Regions from separate parts of the Homo sapiens genome. Here all the other regions are linked to region 2. A link is a loop called in an ENCODE intact Hi-C map of the cell type or tissue named here. Cell type or tissue: PC-9. All regions are shown on one strand. Region 1 has its middle 62 kb from the start of TODL. Region 2 holds the start of TODL (transcript overexpressed in dedifferentiated liposarcoma). Region 3 has its middle 9.5 kb from the start of CPM.

What was found. Peaks named below come from ENCODE experiments on the same cell type or tissue, not always from the same donor. Only the 100,000 strongest peaks of a DNase experiment are listed, where the experiment ranks them.
Region 1: it touches region 2 in a loop (2.7-fold over the local background); 2 of 110 quality-filtered maps call a loop at or near these places.
Region 3: a loop joins it to region 2, with 3.0 times the contacts of the local background. A loop is called at or near these places in 4 of 110 quality-filtered maps.

Annotation. Positions count from the first base shown.
Region 1 is chr12:69,066,026-69,074,025 of GRCh38, reverse strand. No RefSeq gene overlaps it. Among named protein-coding and RNA genes, the nearest start is that of TODL, 62 kb to the right of the region's middle. RefSeq lists an enhancer at 4,964-6,163. In PC-9, a CTCF peak has its summit at 3,543 (motif pointing right); a DNase peak (open chromatin) is centred at 5,385.
Region 2 is chr12:69,004,513-69,012,512 of GRCh38, reverse strand. It overlaps TODL (transcript overexpressed in dedifferentiated liposarcoma), which reads right to left and starts at 4,854. Exons shown (of 3, transcript XR_001749099.2): 1 at 4,777-4,854. RefSeq lists an enhancer at 4,377-5,070. In PC-9, no CTCF peak of the experiment used is centred here; DNase peaks (open chromatin) are centred at 3,812, 4,312 and 4,942; H3K4me3 peaks cover 1,078 bases; H3K27ac peaks cover 2,367 bases.
Region 3 is chr12:68,938,677-68,946,676 of GRCh38, reverse strand. It overlaps a transcript of CPM not described here. Among named protein-coding and RNA genes, the nearest start is that of CPM, 9.5 kb to the right of the region's middle. In PC-9, no CTCF peak of the experiment used is centred here; no DNase peak of the experiment used is centred here.

The DNA.
Region 1 (8,000 bases), 62 kb before region 2:
GAGTAGTATTCCATGGTATATTTATACCACATTTTCTTTATCCACTTGTTGGTTAATTGGCACTTACGCTGGTTCCATATATTTGCAATTGCGAATTGTGTTGCTATAAACATGCAGGTGCATGTGTCTTTTTCATATAATAACTTATGTTCCTCTGGGTAGATATGCAGTAGTGGGATTGCTGGATCGAATGGTAGTTCTACTTTCAGTTCTTTAAGGAATCTCCACACCGGTTTCCATAGTGGTTGTACTAATTTACATTCCCACCAGCAGGGTAAAAGTGTTCCCTTTTCACCACATCCATGTCAACATCTATGGTTTTTTCACTTTTTAAATTATGGCCATTCTTGCAGGAGTAACATGGTATCTCATTGTGGTTTTAATTTGCATCTGCCTGATCATTACTGATGTTGAGCATTTATTCATATGTTTATTGACTGTGCATCTTCTTTTGAGAATTTTCTATTCATGTTCTTTTGCCCACTTTTAATGGGATTATTTGTGTTTTTTCTTGCTGATTTGTTTGAGTTCCTTGCAGATTCTGGATATTAGTCCTTTGTTGGATGCATAGTTTGTGAATATTTTCTCCTGGGGTGCATTTAATGAGACACATGAGGAAATAAATTATGTTTACATTAGGAAGAATGTATAACACACTGCAAACATGCTGAAAATATTCTGATTTCCCAATTCTATTTAAAAGTGTCCTGGCCTATGCCTAGTAGTGGCAAACAGGCAGAGCATGATAAAACTTATACTCTTCTTGCAGTTTTGCTTATCTTGAAGGTCAGTCACCACTTTGGACCTAGTGCCAATTTTCTCATTACAACATGAAAAGCAAATAACTCTGTTATTTCTCTCATACCCCAATGCCAGGATTATAACAGGGTAGTTTTGTTGTTGTTGTTGTTTTTGGTTTTTTGCCTTGTTCTTATGTCTTTAACATCCTAGGAAATACTTCAGTGAATCTTTTCACTTTATCAGATTGGCAAAGAATAAAAGCCTGACAATACTGAGTGTTGACAAGAATGCAGAACAATGAGAACATTCATACAATGCTGATGGGACTATATATTGGTTAATCCCCTTGGAAATCAACTTGTCAATGTTTAGAATAGTTGAAGATTCATATAACCTCAGACCTAGCAATGCTACTTCTGGGAATAAACTCTGAATGTTTCTATAAAAAACACTTATGAGAATGTTCCTTATGGCTTTATTGGTAATTGTAAAAACTGGAAATAGGATACATTTCCATTTAAAGTAGAATAGATAAATTGTAGTATATATTTGTTTCAGATCTTATATTTGTTTTAAGGGAATATGTACATACTTTTCTATATTTGAAACAAATATAGCAAAATGTTAAAATTTTATAAAGTTGGTCTGTGGATACATTGATGATGGCCATATATTCTCTATACTCCCCTGTTTTTGAAATGTTACGAAAAAAGCACTACTGCTATAAGTTGTTTATTTTCATTCAATAAATGAGTTGAGCATCTTCTACAAGTCAGGCATTATGCTAAGTGCTAGGAGTCCCTGTCTTCAGAAAACTTGGAATAATGTGGGGACTTTCTGAAACAATCCTCTCTGACCCCATGGCAATTAATTTGTACCTCTGTTATCATCTTCTGCCTTCTATTATGGCTTCAGGTTCATGACATTTTTCTCTCTATAGCAATGCTATCCCATACAACTTTCCACAGCAATCAAAATATTCTATAGCTCTGTTGTTCAATATGGTAGCCACCAGCCACCATTTAGCCATTGAATACTTGAAATGTGACTAATTTAACTGAGGAACTGGATTTTTAATTCTAATTAATTTTGTTTTAAATAGCCTCATGTCACTAGAAGCTACAGTATTGGACAGCACAGCTGCAGAGTGTCTGTTCTTTGAGGGTAAGGACTGTGTCTTTCTCATTTTTGTAGCCCTTGCCTGGAGTCCTAGTTACATTCTCAGAGAGTACCTAGCAAGATACTGTATCTCACAGAAGATTTTTTTTTTTTTTTTTTCAGACAGGATCTCACTCTGTCACCCAGGCTGGAGTGCACTGGTGTGATCCTAGCTCACCACAACCTCATACTCCCAGGCTCAAGCAATCCTCTTGCTTCAGCCTCCCCAGTGGCTGGGGGCTGGGACTAGAGGAATGCATCACCATGCCCAACTAATTAAAAAAAAATTTTTTTTTTTTGTAGAGACAGGATCTCACTATATTGCCCAGGCTGGTCTCGAACTTCTGAGCTTAACAGTCCTGCTGCCTCAGCCTCCCAAAGTGTTGGCATTACAGGTGTGAGTCACTGCACCTGGCTCACAGAAGACATTTGACAAATATCTGTTTAATTCTGGAATTAAATCCTTGTTGGTGTCATTGCCTACCATGTACTCCTGGGAAATTCACTTAATCCTTGTTTATTCATTTATCAAATATGTACTGTACACCAGTTCTGTGATGAGCCAAGGGAATACAAAAATAAATAAAATATAGACACTGTCCTTGAGGAATTCATGATCTTGTCTGAGCAATAGTTGTCTTAGAAATAAAACAAGAAGGTTAATCCTGAAGATTTCTAAGATATCTTCCAGCCTTAACGTTCTATGAATATATTCATTGAATTGTTCATTTGTGCCTAAGATCACTTTGAAAGTTTATGAAAATTGACAATAAATCAATAAAATAAAGGTATTTAAACTTGTCAACAGCCCTTTGGTCCCATTCATTCATTTAACAAATATTTACAAAACACTTGCTATGGATGTTTTGATTGCCTCCTCTTTGGTGAGAGCAATTTTCACTCCAGGATCATGGGGATAGCTGAACACACAACAGCTCACTACTAGACAGTTGAGATTGATAGTAGTTTGTTAGTCACATGAAGTCACAGCCCGGGGGAGGAAGATACCCCATGCCATGCAGAGCCACACAGGGTTGCACTCAGGGCCAGAGTGAAGAGCCAAGTGCCATGGAGGCAGGATTTGTAGTATCAAGGGGGTGAGGTGGCCTAGTTCCTGTGGGAGGAAGTGATTGACTTGTTTGAATAATTCCCTAAGCAGGCAGAGAACCCACTAGTACGGGATAAACAGGAACTCTGTCTGGTTCATTTGATAAGGAGGGCTATTTGGCTAGGGGACCTTGTTCATGGGAGCAGAACAGGCGAGAAGAAACTTGCAGTTAGGCCATTTGATACCCTCCTGATTTTACCATATATGTCAAGGCAACATGTAAAATTGAGGCTTAATAGGCAACACATAAAATTGAGCCTTAATTCTAGGATTTCCATCACAATGGGTCAGACATTATGCCAGGCACCCTCATGGGCAAGACAAGAACAAGTGAGTCCTGCCCTCATGGGTCTTACAGTTTAACTTTTAGGGGCATATTGGTGGAATCAGTGGATTATACTGTAGTTTACAACTGGAACTTTTGTTGCCACCTCTCTAACTCTGCCATGGGTCCCAGGGCCCAAGAGCATGGAGAATGGATGATGGCGTCTTTTGGCCACTAGAGGGCATTTCCTGCTTTCTGCATAGGCCCCTGGGTTCCTTGGGTTTTTGCTAAAATTGCGAGTTCAGTGTGCTGGTTGATTCTTAACTCTGGTACGCATCAGAACCAGTTGGGAAAATTTTAAAACAGAGCTTCACCTCCAGAGATTCTATTCGGTAGGAATAGGGTTGAGCTTGGGCCTCTGTGATTTGCCATTTCCCATGTGATTCTGATGGGTAAGCAGAGCTGAACAGTGAAACCTTTCGATAAGATAAGACTACATTCCAATTTACAGGGATTCTCATTTTAGCGTAAGAAATAAAATAAGGATTCCTCACATGTTTACCTATTCAATTAGCCCATCACGGCATAAACAACCATCCTTTTTTTTTCTTACAAAGCATGTCTGAAGGCCAGAACAACTATCCCTTTTGAGTTAAATTTTAAAGTAAAATTTGATCATTCTTGGGTTCAGGATTTTATTTTATTGATTTTTTTTCAATGTTCAATTTCTTCTTAATTTTGTCTAGATTCTCTGTTCTCCAAATGTAAAATCAAGAATGAGAACGCTGGCAGAAGTAAGGAAAGATGAGACCTGTTTTGAAAACGAAGTTTTAGAGGAACTATGTGAACAGATTGTGTTCTTCAGGGGCCTGGCACATGATGACATCTAACACCCATGGCCAACAGCATTCATAATCACCAATACGCAGCATCATACTCTGTCTACTGGCAATTCCCAGAGATCCAAGAAATATGTAAAACACTGGCTAGAAAGTGTTCTTGTGGCACGAGGCGGTGCTCATCAGGTGGCTTTAGGGTGCACTGGTCACCTGTTACGTGCAGGTCTCCTGGAGGACCTGAGTCCCTGCCCCAGCTCAGCCCACACCACCTCTGTCACCCTGAGACTTATAACCAGGCCAGGCGCGATGGCTCATGCCTATAATCTCAGCACGATGGGAGGCCGAGGCGAGTGGATCACTTGAGGTCAGGAGTTCAAGACCAGCCTAGCCAACATCTCTACTAAAAATATACAAAAATTAGCTGGGCGTGGTGGTACACGACTGTAGTCCCAGCTACTTGGGAGACTGAGGCAGGCGAATTGCTTGAACCCGGGAGGTGGAGGTTGCAGTGAGCTGAGATCGCGCCACTGCACTCCAGTCTGAGTGACGGAGCAAGACCCCAGCTCAAAAAAAAAAAAAAGGCCATTGAGTCCCTGTCTCTTCAGTAGTACTCTCCTTAAGGTCATTGGGAGGATTAAATGAGATAGTGTAATGTACATTAAAGTCATTTATAAATATTTCTAAATGATTTATAAATTATTTCTAAAACCAAAATAGCCCAGACCTCACCAGACGCAGCCTGTGAGTGGCAACAAGTCACACTGACATTCGTGCTGAATTATAATGATGGGCTACTTAAGAAGGAATGCTTGTGGCTGCCCTGAGTCTAAATACAAAAGCCGCCTTGCCTTTGGAAGCAAGGTAGAGGTGGGAAGACTGGCCCTATCACCACCCAATGCTGCGCATGTCGTCTAGATTCCCAAAGCTGCAAGCTTGCAAACTAGGTGCTTTGGTTTGGGCTCTGGAGAAACCCCTCCAGCCAGTGTGAACCTGTATGAGTGTTGGGGGGTGGGGAGGGGGAGCAAAATAGATGGGACTTTATGCCTTCCCCTTCTATTTTCTTTATCCGCCCTCCACCATCTCTCTCCCAGGCCAGACACAAAATTCTTCTCTTCTTCTGCTCAAAAACCGAACTCTCCCAAGCATTCACTTCTGCAAGCAGTTACCTGAAGGAGTCACCATCTATAAACAGCTCCTGTCTGAATGGCATTGAGGCACAATAGGGCACCCTGCCACAGAGATATACAGGGTTATCATGCCCACCTCCTGACTCACTCCTTTCTCATTTGATCCTGAGAAACAGGAAGTAAAAGGCCACAATAATTGGAAATGACCTGACTTCCCATCCATTTAACACTGAGTCACCGAGTCCTTAGGTGCTCTCCTCAGTTAAAGTTTTACCATGATGACTTTTGCTGTTGTTGCTGCTTCATTTTGATTGGTGAATGAAATGGCTCCCCCAAAACCTTAAGTAAGTTCTTGAGTGATGTGTGTATGGTTGCTTGTTTTAAAATCAGTGTTATTATTTGATTATAAATTCTTCTATGAAAGAAGTTGAAAGGAAGACTCCAGGCAAGAGACCCACGGAGTTATTTAAGGATTATAGACTTATTTTCAAGGCAGTTATGCTAAATTATGGATGATGCACTCCCTGGAAGACAATGTGAGCCTCTCTAGAAAAGGCAAGTGTTTCTCTTTTAGGTAAGTTGACAATTTATGTCTGCCCTCCGGTGACTTTAAAATCACACAAAAGACTATTCTATTTATTAATTGTCAAGAATTTTTTTAAAGCTCCCAGGGCTAAATTATATATGTCCCCTTCCAACCAGGATAATTAAATAATAGAATACAGTATATCGGGTCCTGGTGGGGTGGACAGCAGAGCTGCCGACCAAACACGCTGGGACCTCACTTGGCCTGAGAACTATCCGAGAGCACTTTTTTTTTTCTTTTAAAACCCAGTTTAGGAGGCTCATTTACGAGCCTATGCAAATCAGACATTCCTCAGTGTTTGCTTCTGAATTATTCATTTGTATCCCTCATCCTACTACTCAGGAAACAGAACAAGAATTTACCAAATAATAACTTGAATGAAGTTGTCTGTCCCAATGCCCAAGACATCGCACAAAATTTGAAGTTTTCTCCAGGGGCATGGGTGTGTCAGGGTGTGAACTTATAAATGATTCTCTCTTGCACAAAACATGTAATTAGAAATTCCATATCAGATATGCCTACTTCAGATGGTGCAACCAAAAAGAATCATAATGACATTTGTATTAAAATGTAACAAATAATCTATTATGAATCTTGCTTCTCTTTTTCATAATTGCCCACCATTTACAAAATGCGTGTCTAGGCAAATCAAGCTCCTCAACAGAGTATTAAAAAGTATAGGCTTTACTTGTTTTATAAAGCCAAGCCATAACTGTAACAGCTAGTAATAACAGCTGCCATTTTATAGAACACTGGCTTACTATTCACAGGGCACCGTCCTTGCATTTTACACTCACGATCTCATTTAACCTCCTGCCAACCCTCGAAGTAGGTACTGTTATTTTGTCTGTTTTACAGATGGGGAAACCAAGGCTCAGAAAGGTCAAGCAACCTGCTCAGGTTGACCAATAGTAAAGTCTGGATAGGGCACTTACATAGAGTTGCGTAAGTCACTCACTGCCCCAAAGGCACTGGCAGCCAAAGGAATAAATAGAGGCCAAAATCCAGCCTGTGTTTCACTTGCCCAGCCACATGCTGGCAGGGCTGCACCCACTAGAGGGGACACCTTCCTCTAACATGAACAAAGGCACTAAATGGGCTAGCAGCAGCCGTGGGGCTGGAACCCGGCATCAAACCCACTGAGCTGATTCCACAGCCCCTGTGCTTCACACTAGACTGACTACCTTGCCACATACATTTTCCTACCTCAGAGGGGCCCATAAAGGTCACACACTATTCCATTATTTTCTACTGGCTGGGCTTGGGGATGGGCATAGGAGGAGGTTGAGTTTATCCCCAAAAGGAAGGGGATAGATACCCTGTAACTCTGGAGTAGCCTGGTTTTCTGTTTTAGTGTGAAGGGTAGTGACTGGGAGCAGCAGCAGAGCATTGTCCCATAAACTGCCGGTGACCTGACCCTTGGGAGGTTTTCCTGGCCTGCTTTATGGAGCTCACCCAACTGTGAGAGTCAAAGTGGTGCTGATGAGTGGCTGCAGAGGCGCTGATGAGAGAAAACACTCCAATACAAAAAGCCAACAGACAGGAATCCTCACGCTGGCTCCACCACTCACTGTCATTTGACCTTTGATTGGTCACTTAGCCTCAGTGACTTCTATTTTCCATCTGAAAATGCAGACAATGATAACAGATGCCCCTAAAGTCTTCAAGGGAACAGTGCTCAGAAGTAACCCTAGGAAACATTTTGAAGCAGGCATTTATCTTTGGTGCTTATGTCACCTGTCCATCTCTTTCTGCTTCATTTCTTCCCATCCCACCCCCACCCAGCATTCCCCTCTTCCCTAATCTTCCTATGCGGAGAGAGGAGTCAGCCGATAAAACCAATTAGCAATATAGATGTTAGGGATTAAAAGTATTCACTTTCCCAAAGCCATCTTTATCCCAAAGAGAAGGCAAGGAAGGCTTTGCCCAAAGATCCAATGGCAGTTGGGTGAATTTTTGTGGCAGATGCGGGTTTTGTTTCTTTCTGGAGCCTGTAAATTACATAAAGTAAGCAACGAAGGATTGGGCTGTCCTGGGACAACTTTGTAAATTAGTTTTTTAAAAAAGAAAATCACACATATATATATATCAGCTTGGTAGAATATTGCATAATTATTATAAATGGTCATTTACAAAGATTATGAGGCAACAGCAGGGACAACTCCCAAGTATAATA
Region 2 (8,000 bases):
AGAGAACTCTTTCTATGGCCTCAGGGGAAAAAGGTGGAGAAGGTCAGAGTGTGATCTTTCTGCTTCTGCTGTCTTCTCAGTTTCCAAGGTGCCATATTTTGGGGTATGGTGTTGTGAGCCCCAACAGTAAGGAAGACTTTATTCAAAACTGCAATAGGAGAGAGAGATCAGGCTCAACAAAGATAGCTGGGGATTTATAGCCAAGGGGCAGAGTGAGGGGTCAGTGGATAGAAAAGTAAAAATAGGGGACATTTGGGGTAGGAGGGTTCTTGCTGAAGGCAGGCCAGAGTGGTCAGATATCAAGGGTGGAGAGATTCTTGCTAAACTGACTTAGTGTGATTCTTGCTACAACTAGGCTAGACAGGCCAAAGTCAGGATGGATGCCAAGTTCTTTGAAGCTTCACTGAAAAAGGGGCTCAGGGGAGCCTGACTAAAGTTTGGTCAAAGAGAGAGTCTTTGTCACATCGTCGTCTGTTTTAAATCTGACTCTTGAAACTGAACAGTGCAACACAGACAGAGTCTGACCAGTGCAGGATAGAGAACAGATATGTCCTTTCTGGAGATGTATGCTAAATTTCTCTAGCATGTTGACATCGGACTGCTGTGCAGCCATGAAGCCCCATTATGGATTGGCTCGTGTGATATTGTGAAAGTGAACTATATACTTGCTCTTCATCCCCATTTCCTGGCATAGAACTCCTAAAATTTTGGAATCTTCAAAGCAATAAGTATCTTTCTACGCTAATGAGATGACTGGTGGCTGGCAGCCCCTAGGGAGCTTCAGGATGGGGCCTAGTCACCAGAAAAACCAAGGCAGGATTAGAGGGTTCAGACTTTAGCCCCACCATTCAACTTCCAGGGTTTAGTCAATCATGCCTACATAATGAAACTTCCATAAAAGTCCAAAAGGACTGGGTTCAGAGAACTTCCAGATAGCTGAACATATGGAGGTTCCTGGATAATGGAACATCTAGAGAAGGTCTGGACGTTCCGTGAATCTTCCCACGTGCCTTGCCCCATGCATGTCTTCATCTGTGTCCTTTACAATAAATGAAAAAATGTTGAGTAAAGTGTTTTCCTGCGTTCTGGGAGCTACTTTAGCAAATTAATCAAATCCAAGGAGAGCATCGTAAGAGCCCCAACTTGAAGCCGGTCAGTCAGAAGGACAGGTCAAACAGTCTGGAGCGTGTGATTGGCATCACAAGTGGAGGACAGTCTTGTGGGACTGAGCGCTCAACTCTGAGTTCTGATGGTATCTCCAGGTAGACAGTGTTAGAGCCGAATTATAAGACACATAGCTGGCATTCACTGCAGAACTGATTGGTTGTTGGTGGGGAGAAATCCCTACATACTGGTCAGTGACCAGAGGTCACAGAAGTCTTCTGTGTTGATTGTTGGTGAGGGAGAGAAGAGAAAAAGCACTTGATTTTTATTCCTATATTCTCAGAGCTTGTAATTAAGATTGCAGACAGCTAAAACATCAGGTCCTTTCTCCTAAGAACGCTCTCTTTCCAATTTATCCATCATACAACCCAAGTTACTTTCCCCAGATAGACCTGAGCAACCACCAATTGCCTGCTAAATAAAATCCATCCATCTTAACAGAGCACATTAACCTATCACAACAAGTCCTATTAGTTTGAGCAAATTCTCCCAAATTTGAGAACATCAAGGTCTAACCCAAACCATCTCCCTGAAATAGTGACTTGGGGAGGAGTGGGACCTGAGATTGCTTAATGAGGGGTGGGGCTTCTACCTAAGACCCCAGCAACATCAGGGCATAGATCCCAAGAGCCGTGTCCTGGAGGGCTATTGAGGTCAACACCAGCAAAGCGAGTCTAGAGGTGACCAGGGGGACTGAACACAGAGGAGAAGATTGAACACCAGCTCCCAACTAAAGAGGTTTCACGGAATGGGTGAGGTGGGAGGGAGAGAAGCCAAGAGTATCTGTCAAAGCAGGCAGGGGGTAGGTCAGGGGCTTGGGACAAATTCTGGAGTTGGGATTTGGCTCCTACAATGGATTCCCTTCATTATTTAAGTATGACTCTGCATGCCAGGGACAGGCTCGATCACAGGTGCTACAAAAGTCCTGACAGAATGAGAAATTTTCAGTTTTTGAGACTGTAAGGCTGGGAATTTGACTTAGAACAGGAAGAGTAAGTAGGTTTTGTCTCCTGTGTCACCTCTGATAGATCACTGGTTGCTTGAATCACTAAGTTGAGAAGGATTCTGAAGATGCATGTAAACTCCATGGGAAAGTATGTCCAAATGGACCAGTGACATCCGTCAATAGTGTGGGGCAAAATGAGAGGTGGCCTGGGAGCCATGTATCGCTACCCCTGTCACGACGCTGCCACAGAAAAGTCCCTCCCCAAGGATCAGCTGGCATTTCTATACCTGCTGCCACATGCCCCTAGATTTCCAGTACCTTGCATATTCATCTCCAATGTAAGTTTTATTTCATATTCCTCAGTTATTCTCATGCTCTTATGCATATTTATTTCTTAGATAACTTGGTCCAAAACTACCCAGCTTTTTTTTTTGTTTGTGGCACTCTCAGAGTCTCAGTAAATTTTTCAGTGCCCCGTCCCTAAACCAAAAGAAACGCCTACCAGAGCTATTTGTTAATTAGGTCTAAGCAACTTGATAAATATTTATGACCTAACAACTTAGTCTGAAAAACTGTATATAAAAATTGAAATAAAATAATTTTATTTCATTCTTAAATAATTAAAGTTACCTATTAATGGGATGCATTTTCCTGTTGAACACTGCATAACTTCTGTCAAACTAAAAGGAAGACGCTGAGGCACAAAATATAATTTAAAGAGTTTACTTGAGTGAAAGTGAGGACAGCTGCCCCAGAGATTCAGACCCTAGGAACCTGGAATACAAGCTTCCTTTGGACTTTGTTAATAAGCAGGTTTTTAAAGGCAAAAAAAAAAAAAAAAAAAAAGGAACAGGGAGTAAGCTGATACAAAGTTATTTATCAGGAATTCTCATTAGTTTACAGAAATAACATTGATTAGTGATAGGCTATACATTGTTCAGCTATAGGGTATGGGTTGTATTGTCTGATGCAACATTATTAGGTTAATTTATAGATACTTGTAGCAATAGCAAGCAATTTCAAGAGATGAATATGTAGCTCAAAGGAGGCGATAGAATGTGATTGCTGTTTGATTTTAATGTCTCTCTGGGCTTGGTAATTTAAAAGGATTTGGATTCCTCAGATAAAAGTTCTTCTCGCCTCTTCTCTTCTCTTAGCTGCTGCTGCTTCTTATTCTTCTTCTTCTTCCTCTTCTTCTTCTTCTCCTTCTGCTTCTTTATCTTCTTCTTTCCTCTCTCTTTCTCTCTCTCTTTTTCTCTCTCTCTCATTTCTTTGTTTTGTTTTGAAACAGGGTCTTGCTCTGCTGAAATGCAGTGGCATGATTATAGCCCACTGCAGCCTCCAACTCCTGGGCTCAAGCCATCCTCCCACCTCAGCCTCCAGAGTAGCCGGGACTACCACTGTACACCACTACACTCAGCTAATTTTTATTTTTATTTTTGTAGAGACAAGGTCTTCCTCTGTGTTTCCCAGGCTGGTCCCAGATTCCCAGGTTCAAGCAATCTTCCTGCCACGATCTCCCAAAATGCTAGGATTACTGGAGTAAGCCTCCATGCCCAGCCTCTTTTCTCACTTCTCAAGCCTTGGAATTAGACTGGACACCACCACCCTCATTTCCTGTTTCATGTTTCTGCACGTAGTGCCACAGGATAGGCACAGTAGACCCAGCTTCACAAGTAATATGACATAATCAAAAGAAATGTTGAAATGTTGCACAATCTAATGGTGACGCTGTCAACTACCGTGAGCTAATAGTTTGTGTGGTACCTGAATGGGTGTCAGGTATCACTGTGCTTTCCTTACAATTCTAAAATATCCAGTGGCACCCCAGGGCACCTTGGTACACAGCCTGGAAACCATGGGCTTGGAAGGCACTTCATCCATTTCATATTAGTACCTGTTTTCTCTAAAAATAAAAAACCACTTTATATTTTCCTACTGGACATAGTCCCTCTATTAATGAAGCATCCTCCATGAGAAAAATACAAAAAGGCCATTAAAAGTTCAATGAAAGTTATGAAAAAAAGAAAAAAAAATGAACTCAGGAAGTCTTCGAAAATGAGACAAGGCACCATGATCTTACTAAATCATCCAACATATGTCAAAATGTGTAATAAAACACATTTTTCCTTTGAATGCTAGCCAACTTCTGTTGTTTGCTTTGATTGACAGCTTGGATAGACTGGAACAGCAGGGAGCTGGTGAAACTACACTCCCAGGACAAAACAGGTTTCTACATTTTGTTTTGTTTTGTTTTGTTTTGTTTTGAATTCTTTGAAAACCAAGGAAGAAAGGAGAGGGAGCAGGACAAAGAGAAGAAGGCAAGAAGAGATCATCGCTGTCCTCACTTACACAGCTATTTTTTCCATTCAATTATACATTCGGCAAATATTTATATTCTCTTGCCTAGAGGCAATCATATTTGCATCAAATACTTGAATGCAGGATGTTAAAGAAACAACAGGCTGGTCAGAGTCCGGGCTACAAAGGCTTACAAGATCCTTAGGCTTGCACTAAGCACCTTTCCTCTGCTGCCTTCTGCCCCCGCTTTGGTGAGGTGACATTGTCCAGGCCTGCTCAATTCTTTCCTTTGTTGCACCCTAAGCACCTTCGCACCCCAATCTCTAGGTCCAGCAGGACCAGAACAAGGGAAAACAAAGCCTCACCGCAGGACAGTGTAGTTCAGGGCATGCAGAGCTCTTAAATCTTCAGTCATTCAGAAAGAAGGGACTGTTGCTCTTCACCCAGGAAGAATCTTAATTATCCAAATGCATAGGGGCCCTCATGGGTGGTTCCTTAAAATCTATGTGAGTCATACAATCAAAAAAAAGAAAAAGCAGATCCTGAAATCCGTGAGTAATAGAGCACAGTTTCAGAAGCAGGGGTACATTTTTTTTGCATTTGCTTCCAGATTTCTGAACTTAGGTTTCACTCTATAGAAATCTGAGCTGGTGGTAAAAGGAGTAAAAATGAATGTGTTATGAGCCCCTTGGTTCATAATGGGCATTTTCTTGTTGCCTCGCCACGGAACAAGGAGCAGCAGTAAGATCTTGTTCTCATCTCACAAAGCAGCTGCGCTGACACTTCAAGCAGCTGGCTCTAATGTCAGCAACTGACGTTTACCGTTGATCATTTCACCAGCTAAGTTAAACACACCAGGCTTGCTCATAAGTGCTGGCCATGAAGAAAGTGCTCGGAAGGCAAACAGCCAGTGAAAAATCCAGCCCCTCAGCACACACAGGAGAAAGTTTCCCTTTTTATAAACTATCTAAAAAGGGGAAAAGGGAGAGGCATCATACTTTAAATTATGAATTAGCTATTTCATGCTGCAGCCAAAGCACTTCTCTGTTGGAGTGAGCATATCCCTGTAATGGCTTTTTAAAGGATGTTTGCAAAGTTAAAAGTCTACAATATGAAAGATTTAACTCATTTGCACCATCATTAAGGAATGAATTACAGTCATGACATTTAAGAGTTGACTGTGTTGTTGTTATATGACAAAGAAACATCCTTTGAGCATTTCCCCAGAGCCTAGGCAGGATCTGAATTTCAGGAACCAACAAGGACCAAGTAAGTGCAATTACTGAAGGTATATAAAATCAAAACACCTGCCCCAAAACTTTGGTTTGACTTTAGGAGCTGTAAATTTCCAAAGCCAAACTGAAAAAAAGAATTGCTAGCCCCAACCACATCATTAAATGAGCCTAGCAATGAGGCACTTGGAGGAATCACAACCGTAAACCAAAAGTATCTGCGACAGATCTCAAAGAACTTAGAGATTTTTTTGGCTAAGGTTAAGGATGCACCCATGATACAGCCTCCTGTGACCTCCTGACGCAGGAGGTCCTGATGTGCCCAAGGTGGTTGAGCCACAACTTGGTTTTATACATTTTAGGGAGACATAAGGCAAGACATCAATCATCCCATGTAAAATGTACATTCATTCAGTCTAGAAAGGTGGGACAACTGGAAGCACCTGGAGATGGGGTGGCTGCTTCCAGGTCATAGGAGGATTTAAAGATTTTCTGGGCAATTAGTTGAAAGAGTAATTATCAATAGAAAGGACGGAAGGAATGTCTGGGTTATGATAAGGGGTTGTGGACACCAAAGATTTATCATGCAGATGAAGCCTCCAGGTAGCAGGCTTCAGAGAGCTTGTAAATGTTTCTTATCAGACTTAAAGAGTCTGTTCTGTCAGTAATTCCAAAAAGGAAGAGGGTATAATGAGGCATGTCTGGCTCCCACTTTCCATAATGGCCTGAACTTGTTTTTTCAGGTTAACTTTGGGATGCCCTTGCCGAGAGGAGGAGTCCATTCAGAGGGTTGGAGGGCTTAGAATTTTATTTTTGGGTTACACAACTCTACCATGGGAGAAAATTTGGAGGTGGACCTCAGACATCCAATGGAATCTAGTTTAGACCTGGGTAAGAAAGATAGTTTAGGAACAAGGAAAATGGAAAAATATAGGTTCCATGGCTTCAAATTCCACCAAAGAAGAGAAACAAGAAAGGAATACATAGAACATTTATAATCTAAACCATACAGAACTCTGATAGTGTCTGAAACGTTGTGGAGGAAGTCAGGAACCCCAGGTGTTTCTTTCAGGGCCAAATAGATCGTGACCCTGAGCAACTGCCCAGCTACAGACTGGGAAAGAAAGGGATGAGTGGAATCCTTGGATCTGGGGTCTCAAGTGCAGATTCTGCTAACAATAGCAATGATAGCAACGTGCAAATTTTTTCCTCCCTTATGGCCTTTGGGCTTGCTCTTCCTTCTACCTATAACCTCCCTGATCCTCATGTGCTGGCTAACTCTCCCCATTCACAACCCTGCCCGTGTCATAAGACTTTCCCACCCATCAGTCACTCTCGGCCACATCACTCTGCTCAAATTCCTTCACAACTCTTACTACCACCTGAATTTACCGTATTTATTATCCGTGTATTTGTTAATGGTCTGTCTCCCTAGTGGGGTAAGTGTTTAACAACTGGCTGTGGGAGAAAAGGAATGTTAGTAAATATATGTAGCACACAACTTCCAAGTAATAATCAACTATACAATACCCTTTATTGTAAATTCCATGTGGTCAGTTGAATCTCACTGAATGCCTTTGTTGATTTTTGCCAAACTCTTGTGTCTGTGACTGCAACTGTGGCTGCCGTTCAACCATGATTTGACAAATGGAGCTGCATCCCTATCTGCTAACTCTTTTCTCCATAAAAGTATTGCCATTTGATCTGATGTCATCTGCTGTTAAACTATTTCCCACCCTTGTACGAATTCTAGTCCCTAAATTGAAACCTCTTTCAGCTTCAGCCATGTTGTTTTCAACAATGCTAGCTATCATTTTTGTATAGTTGTAAGGACTGGAACAGTGTTTAATAAGAGCTTGCAAAATTTTTGAAAATATAACAATCTGCTTTCATGGGTCAACATGAGCCCTGTGCCTCTCCAGCTTGGATGGTAGTAAGTTTTATGAGAGGACAAAGGGCACCTGGCACATATCAAATATATACTGACTCTTACTTCATAAAAAACATACTAACATCAGTTGGGTGTGGTGTTTCACGCCTGTAATCCCAGCACTTTGGGAGGCCGAGGCAGGCAGATCACTTGAGGTCAGGAGTTCCAAATCAGCCTGGCCAACATGGTGAAACCCCATCTCTACTAAAAATACAAAAATTAGCTGGGCGTGCTGGCGTGCACTTGTAATCCCAGCTACAGGGAGGCTGAGGCAGGAGAATCACTTGAACCAGGTGGCGGAAGTTGCAGTGAGCCTAGATTGCGCCACTGCCCTCCAGCCTGGGCAACAGAGCAAGACTCCATCTCAAATAAATAAATAAATAAATAAATAAAAATAAATAAAGCCCACTAATTTAAAAAAAATACT
Region 3 (8,000 bases), 66 kb after region 2:
GACTGGAATGACATGTTTTCAGACTTTTCAGACTGCTTTGAGGAATTGAGGTTGAGCTACAGAGCTGATAAAAATTCCTTGGAAAAACTGGCCACCTTGTTTTTACAAGGTTCCCAACCTGTGGTAAGTAAAAATGTCCCTTTCTGATAGGCCTAGGAATCCCAAGTTATTTTGGTACCTCTAGAAATGAGGAATTCATTCAATTCATACAGGTATCTGCAGGCACAAATAAATCTTTGGCTGGGCTCAAGATGCTTTTAAAAGGTCTAATCTGAGATTCCTTATTAAAAAAACATCCAGCAAAGCCAATTTTTTAAAAAGGCCTATATAGCAAATAATTATTCATGTTATGTTTCATGCAAACAATTAGGCCTAGTATAAATAAAACCAAAGCTTATTTTGCAAATAAATTGGTCCTGCTATGATTTGTCTTTGGTAAAAATGGGGGAAAACTGGAGAGGGAAAAATTATGTTTCAAAAAAAACCTATAGCATGCCTGTTATTAGATTCTAGCCTTGGCTGGGCACAGTGGCTCACACCTGTAATCCCAACATTTTGAGAGGCCGAGGCAGGAGGATGAATCACTTGAGCCCAGAAGTTCGAGACCAGCCTGGGCAACATAGGGAGACCCCATCTCTACAAAAAATTATTTAAAAATTAGCTGGGTGTGGTGGTGCACACCTGTAGTCCCAGCTACTTGGAAGGCTGAGATGGCAGGATCACTTTAGCCCTAGAGGTCGAGGCTTCAGTGAGCTCTGATCATGCCACTGCACTCCAGCCTGGGCAACAGAGTGAGACACTGTCTCAAAAAAAAAAAAAAAAAAAAAAAAGAAAGAAAGAAAAGAAAAGAAAAAAATTCTAGCCTTGTCCATTGTTTGTGAGCCTATACTAATGACTCACATCTGATTGGTTCTTGGGGATATTTACCTGAATCCCTCAAGGCTTCAGATCAGTTCTGCAAGGACTCCTGAAGCTAAGACTTTCACACCTTGCATTAGGTCTCTTGTAGTTTACTGTTCTCTTAAGTGCTATACTAACGATGTGGATAAGAATACTAACGTTTTTGTTATACCAACATTGGGGACCCAACAAGGCACCTGGGAATACATACAGACAACTGCAAAATGGTTTCACTCCTCTTACCTTGGGGGCAACCCTTGCCCCAACTATACCCCCTGTCAACAGGAAGAGCAGTTGTCAGCCTTTTCCCATCTCCCCAGCTCACACCTCAGGATTGAGGTGTGCTGAAGCACAAGGGAGGGAACTGAAACCACCTTTGCAAAGATTATGACAGCAAGAAAAGTCTAACTTGACTGACTCCATCTTGCTTCTAGTCTCACAGGCTGGCTGTCTTTGCTAATTCCTGGGGGCACAAAGAGCTAACCATGGGAGGGATTTAGTTTATAGTTTCACTTGGAAGCAAGGATGATAACAGTCCCTCCCTAAAACTAATCTCCTCCTTGCTTAGAGAGTGAAAACTAATGAAAGGCCACAAGATTAGGGTTATTGGAGGGACCTGAATTCTGCTAAAGTATAGGTATACTTTTATAATCCCTTACTGCTCAGGAGTCATGTGGCCAGAGGTCACAAGATTTGTGACTTCCCCAATTGCTCTTATAGATAACATCACTACTGTAGAACTTAAGATTGGTCTCTTGAGATGTTTTTCAGATTTTTGTATTCTGGCCATCAACTGATCCTACCTGGACTCATGACTCATGACTCAACTGGTCCTGTGGCCCCCACCCAGAGGCAGACTCAGCTCACTGGGACAGTTTTCCACACCCCTATGATTTTTTTCCCAACTAATCAGCAGTACCCATTACCTAGTCCCCGCCCACCAAACTATCTTTAAAAATCCTAACGTCTGAGTTCTCAGAAAGACTGATTTGAGTGGTAACTCCAGTCTTTCTGCTCTGCTGCCTTGTCACTTCTTTATTGTAATTTAAAAAAAAAAAACAAAAAACAAGGTGAAGGAGCCAGGCATGGTGTCTCATGCCTATCATTCCTGTATTTTGGGAGGCTGAGCTGGGCGGATGACTTGAAGCCAAGAGTTTGAGACCATCCTGTGCAACGAAGTGAGGCCCCATATCTACAAAAAATAAATTATCTGGGTGTTGTGGCATGTGTCTGTAGTCCCAACTGCTCAGAAGGCTGAGATGGGAGGATTGCTTAAGCCCAGAAGTTCAAGGCTTCAGTGAGCTATGATTATACCACTGCACTCCAGCCTGGGCAACAGAGCAAGAAACTGTCTAAAAAGAAAAAAAGTAAGTACGTTCTGATAGTATGTCTCATAATATCCTGTAATTTTCTTTCTGTAATAGGCATCAAAATGGCAACTGAGTGACTGCTTATCTCTGTATCATCTTTCCCAATACAATATGAACTCTATCAAAGTGAGGACTATGTTTCTCTTTTACACCATGGTATTCATAGTGCTTAGCATATTATTAGATGTTCATTAAATAATTATCAACAGAAGGAATGAATGAACCAATTAATCATGAGTCATGAGGAGACAAAAGAATTTGTTTGGCTATTGTCTGAGTATATTTATAATTTGACTTTCCAGAGGTCATTGTTGAATAGATATGATGTATGCTGTTTTCAAAAGGGTCATTGAAAAGTAAATGATTAGATGAACTTACAAATTATTAACTATCTTCAAACAGTCTCTTTGTCACTCTGCTATATATACATTTTTCCCTTCTTCCCACACTCCCCCTGCCTTTCTTTCTGCTACAGGTACAGGGTATTAACAAAGATGGCAGATTCTTTCTCAAATATACAGTTTTTAAAAAAAAAAAAATCCAGAAATGGTTTTCTCGACATTTGAAACAAAGCTAGAAAAGAAATAAATTTCAGTAAGTATATTGTTTCCTAAGAGACAAGAGTATGACTTTCATCTGCTGTTATGTCAGATTGTTTGATATCACACAATCCAGATTAAATGCAGCTAAATAGGACTGTCTTTGCTTTGGAAATCGGCCTTATTAGAGCCAAGAAGCTTTCTTGCAAATCTATAATATAAACAAAGTATAGTAGGAGAAGTAAGCATTATTTTGCACTCAAAGACCATGAGTTTAAGAGAAAAAGTCACTATTGTAACAATTGCTTTGTAATTGTAAATTATCACAAATTTATGGTTGATAAAGGTCTATTCCACTATTGCAAATATGTTGGAAGGAGCTGGGATGTGGAAATAAATAAGATAAATATAAACATATACTATCTGTTGTATCCCTTTCTGTCTTGTTCATCTTCACTAGATGGTAATAATAATAAAAATGAATTCAGCTTGGGACTTATAAAGCATTTATAACAGGCCAGACACTGTTTGTTCTAAACTCTTTGTATATGTTAACTCATTTAATATATGCAACCCTGTAAGGTCACTATAATCCTCTAAGATCAATACCATGAGTTAGCCCAGTTTACAGAAAAGGACATGAATGCACCAAGAGGTGCAGTGACTTGCTCAGGGCACACAGTAAGCGACAGAGCTGGGGTTTAAGCTAAGATGGTGTGGTTCCACAGACCTTACTTTTAATAATTTACTATTTTAGTTATTACATATAATCTCTTGATGCTATATTCTTCCTAGAATAACACTTATAAATCAGCAAGCATGCACTGAGCTCTGACCTAGATGCCATGGGGGAAACAAAAAATGACACCATTTGATGCTTCACTCACTCTATTTGGGGTGTCTTCCTGAACTGAAATTAATTTCAAACGTTTAGATTTTTCCTGACATTGTTTCTCAGCTGATGTGTTAGGGCATACTGGAGTGTCAAACTTTGATCTGATTACATTTTAATTTTGCTTCACCAACAGTAGATAGAATGTGAAGCTAAGAAGGTCATGCTGTGCAGTACAGAATGTGGTACAAACCACTAGGGGATAAGACACAAGAAGCAGAAAGTAATATTATGCCAGCTCCCCAAGAAAGATCACAGGTTTCTTTGAACATGTGAAATTCTTTAGTGGAGATTTTTGGCTCTTGTAGAATGTAAGCTACCTAAGGGCAGAGATTTGTTCTGTCTTGTTTACAGTCGTATTCCCTAGGAGCAAGTGCAGTGCCTGACACAGAGTAAACAATAAATAATTGATAAGGAAATGAATGAATAATTAAAAATCAGAGAGTGGGGCAAAGCAGAAATAGGTTTACTCTCACAGTGACATAGTGCCAACAAGGGACAATAGTGTGATAACGGTGCATGATTTTATAGTCATTGCTGTGTATTTTTATATTCTTCCTATGGTACGCTTTTTGATTATGTAGATAGCATTTTTTTAGTCCTTTTCTTTCTTTGTGCCATGAAAAATTCTAGGATTCAGAAATTTATCACGAACACAAATGTGTATACAAATCCTTTCTAAATCTCTCAAAGGAATACTAATGCATTTACAGTTGCACATCCAAAATAAAAGAACTACTCTGTTTGGTTTTTGATAGACAACTTGCATAACAAACAGAAAACACAGCCACAATTTCTAGAGAAATGCTTATTAAAAAGACATACAGTTCTAAAAAACAAAGTCTACTAATAAAAAAATAAAGGAACAATTTTTAAAAGATGCACAGCCAAGACTACAGAGTCCTTGTTTTAAACAGAGAATGCTTGAGTTGAGACATATTCTTTCAATCTCTGAGTCCCACTGTTTAGACATCACCCGTGGTAGTTTAGGGAAAGGATCATCTTGGACCTTAACAAAAACCATCCAGCTTTTCACTAACAATTTTCTTATCTCTAGCTATAAATAGCAATCTTTCCTTTCTGAAGAATTGCAAGGTCACTTTCCTTTTTTATCAAAAACAAACAAATCCGGTTTTGCTGGGGGTACTGATCTGAGTTGGGGGAGCTACTTTGAAGGAGGTAGGTTTAGTACTGGGGGAGGTACCAGGAGATCCCAGCTTAAGATAAATGCCCAAACTCCCTCAGATACATGAGAAGCAGCAGACAATAGAAAGAATCATTGAGCAGCATTAGTATAAGGCATTATATTCTACTTGTGAAATTTCAAGAAAATGTGTCTTTAAGGCCTAGGCAGGCAGATCACTTGAGGCCAGAAGTTCGAGACCAGCCTGGGCAACATGGTGAGACTCTGTATCTACAAAAAATACACAAAAAAATAGCCATGCGTGGTGGTACACACCTGTAGTCCCAGCTACCCGGGAGGCTCAGGTGGGAGGATTACTTAAGCCTGGGAGGTTAAGGCTACAGTGAGCTGTGATCACGTCACTGCACTCCAGCCTGGGCAACAGAGCCAGACCCTGTCTCAAAAACAAACAAACAAACAAAAAACAAAATAATGTAAAATAAGTTTTACCTTATTGGGCGAGTTATTTCTGAGCGACCATTTGATGCTTCACTCACACTATTTGGGGTGACTTCCTGAACTGAAATTAATTTCAAATGTTTAGATTTTTCCTGACATTGTTTCTCAGCTGATGTGTTAGCTTTATATACACACACACACACACACACACACACACACACACGTACTCAGCACATCTTCAAATTACTTCTGTAGCACAAAAACACACAAATTGACCAATGGAACAGAAATAAGCCAGTCACAAAAAGACAAATATTGCATGATTCCACTTATATTAGGAATCTAAACTAGTCAGACTTTTAGAAAGAATGTTGGTAGCCAGGAGCAGGAGAGAGAGAGAAAAGGTGGGTTGTTGTTCAGTGGGTATAGAGTTTCAGTTTTGCAAGGTTTGAAAAAGTTCTAGAGCTCTATTGCACAACAGTGTGCATAGAGTTAACACAACTGCACTGTACACTTAGAAACAGTTAAGATGGTAATTTTATATGTTTTATAGCACAATAATTTAAAAAATATAGGAAGGACATGGTCTCAGAATAAAGGGCCATCTTTTATCATAAAGAAAAATTTGCAACCCAATTCCAACATGTTAAGGTGTTCTCTTCTTGTTGTTTCATTGAGAACTGCTAAAAGTCTCAGTGCCCTTCTCATTTGGATGGTGGTCCTACTCAAACGTTTGGAGACCAAAGCCCCATTTGGTAATAAGAAGGATGTGTTGCCTGGCCTGGTGCTCTGGGCATATACACTTCAGGAGAACCTTTCGTAGGTAGGGGTTAAGGATTGGAATCTGTCCTGACAGAACAATGTCTTCACACAATTAACACATAGTTCACATACTAGATGAAAACAAATTCCAAGTGGACTACAAATATAAATCTGGGGGAGGGAGAGAGGGATGAATAGGTGGAGCACAGGGGATCACTAGGGCCATGAAATTATTCTGTATGATACTGTAATGTTGGATACATGCCATTATACATTTGTAAAAACTCATAGCATATGCAATATAAACTATAGATTTAGTTAATAATAATGTGTCAATATTGGCTCATCAATTTTAACAGATGTGACACGCTAACGCCAAGATGTTAATAATAAGGGAAACTGTGTATGTGGGTAGGGCAGGAAAAGGGTATATGGGAACCCTATACTTTCTGTTCAATTTTTCTGCAAATCTCAAACTGCTCTAAAAAAATTAATTTTAAAAAATGAGATGAAAGAAGAAAAATGAAAAAATAAAAATACCAAAGAAATAAAAATAGAAGAAAATATAAATTAATTTATAATTTAAGAATAAACTTTCTAAGAATATATCAAAAAACTATGAATCCAGAAGGAAAAGACTAATACACAACCAGAAAAATGAGCAAAAGCTATTAATAGACTATTTTTTAAAAGAAGAACAATAAATGTTCAATAAGACTATGAGAGAAATGTTCAGTCACATTAATACTAAAACTTAAAATTATGAGATTTCATTTTTATCTATGAAATTGGCAAACATTTTTAAAAGAGATAATAGTAATCATGAGGAGCCAAACAGGCATTTTCACATATCACCAGTGAGGACTGTAAATTGGAATGACCTTTGGTCAGAAAAAATTTTTCAAAACTTGGAAAGCAAAATATGATTGCATAATTTGTTTTCATGTTAGGCATTGCCTAACCAGTCCATCTAAGGTGAATTGAATCCTGACTCGTTATTACAGATTTGCACATTTTACAACTGTAAATTCAAATGTTAGTTTGTAGAAAATTGGTGAGATGCTATATTTTTGTCCAATGGAGATATAATTTCTGTCCTGCACAGATGAAAATAATTTTGCTCTGTAAAGATAGCACCAAACATTATGGTTTATCACCCTGTAAGACATTAATCAGATTTATATCTAATTTAGCAATAATGTAGAATGATTTTAGTATTCTTTTTTATATATTTATGTATATATATAGGATGTATATTTACATATGTATATTATATATAGTATGTATATACATAATATAAATACAATATGTATATAGGTATGTGTACACATAATACATATACTATATGTATATATGTACATAATATACATAAGTATATACATCATATACATATATGATGTCTATATGTATAGACATCATATACATTATGGGATGTACATACATATATACATAACATATACATATATTATGTATATATTATTATAGATATATGTACATATATACATACATATATGTATGTAGTAAATGTATATATAGATACATATGTGTATACATATATAGATGTATGTACATATATCTATGTATATACTTATAGATGTATGTACATAATATCTATATATATACTTACAGATATATTTATATAATATCTATATACTTACATATATGTACTATGTATATTTAGATATATACACATATTTATACATATATGCATATACACATATACATATATATGTATGTACATATATAAATAGATATACATAATATATGTATATACACATATAGATATATATGTACACATATAGATATACGTGTGTGTGTGTGTGTATACACACATATTTTCTCATGTCTTTCTTTGAACTGGCTTTGTTATCCTGCTGGTTTCCTCATTAATAAGTTAAAATTAAAACTTGAACTGTGCTTACTCTATATTTGTATGAGAATACTTTTTAACATTT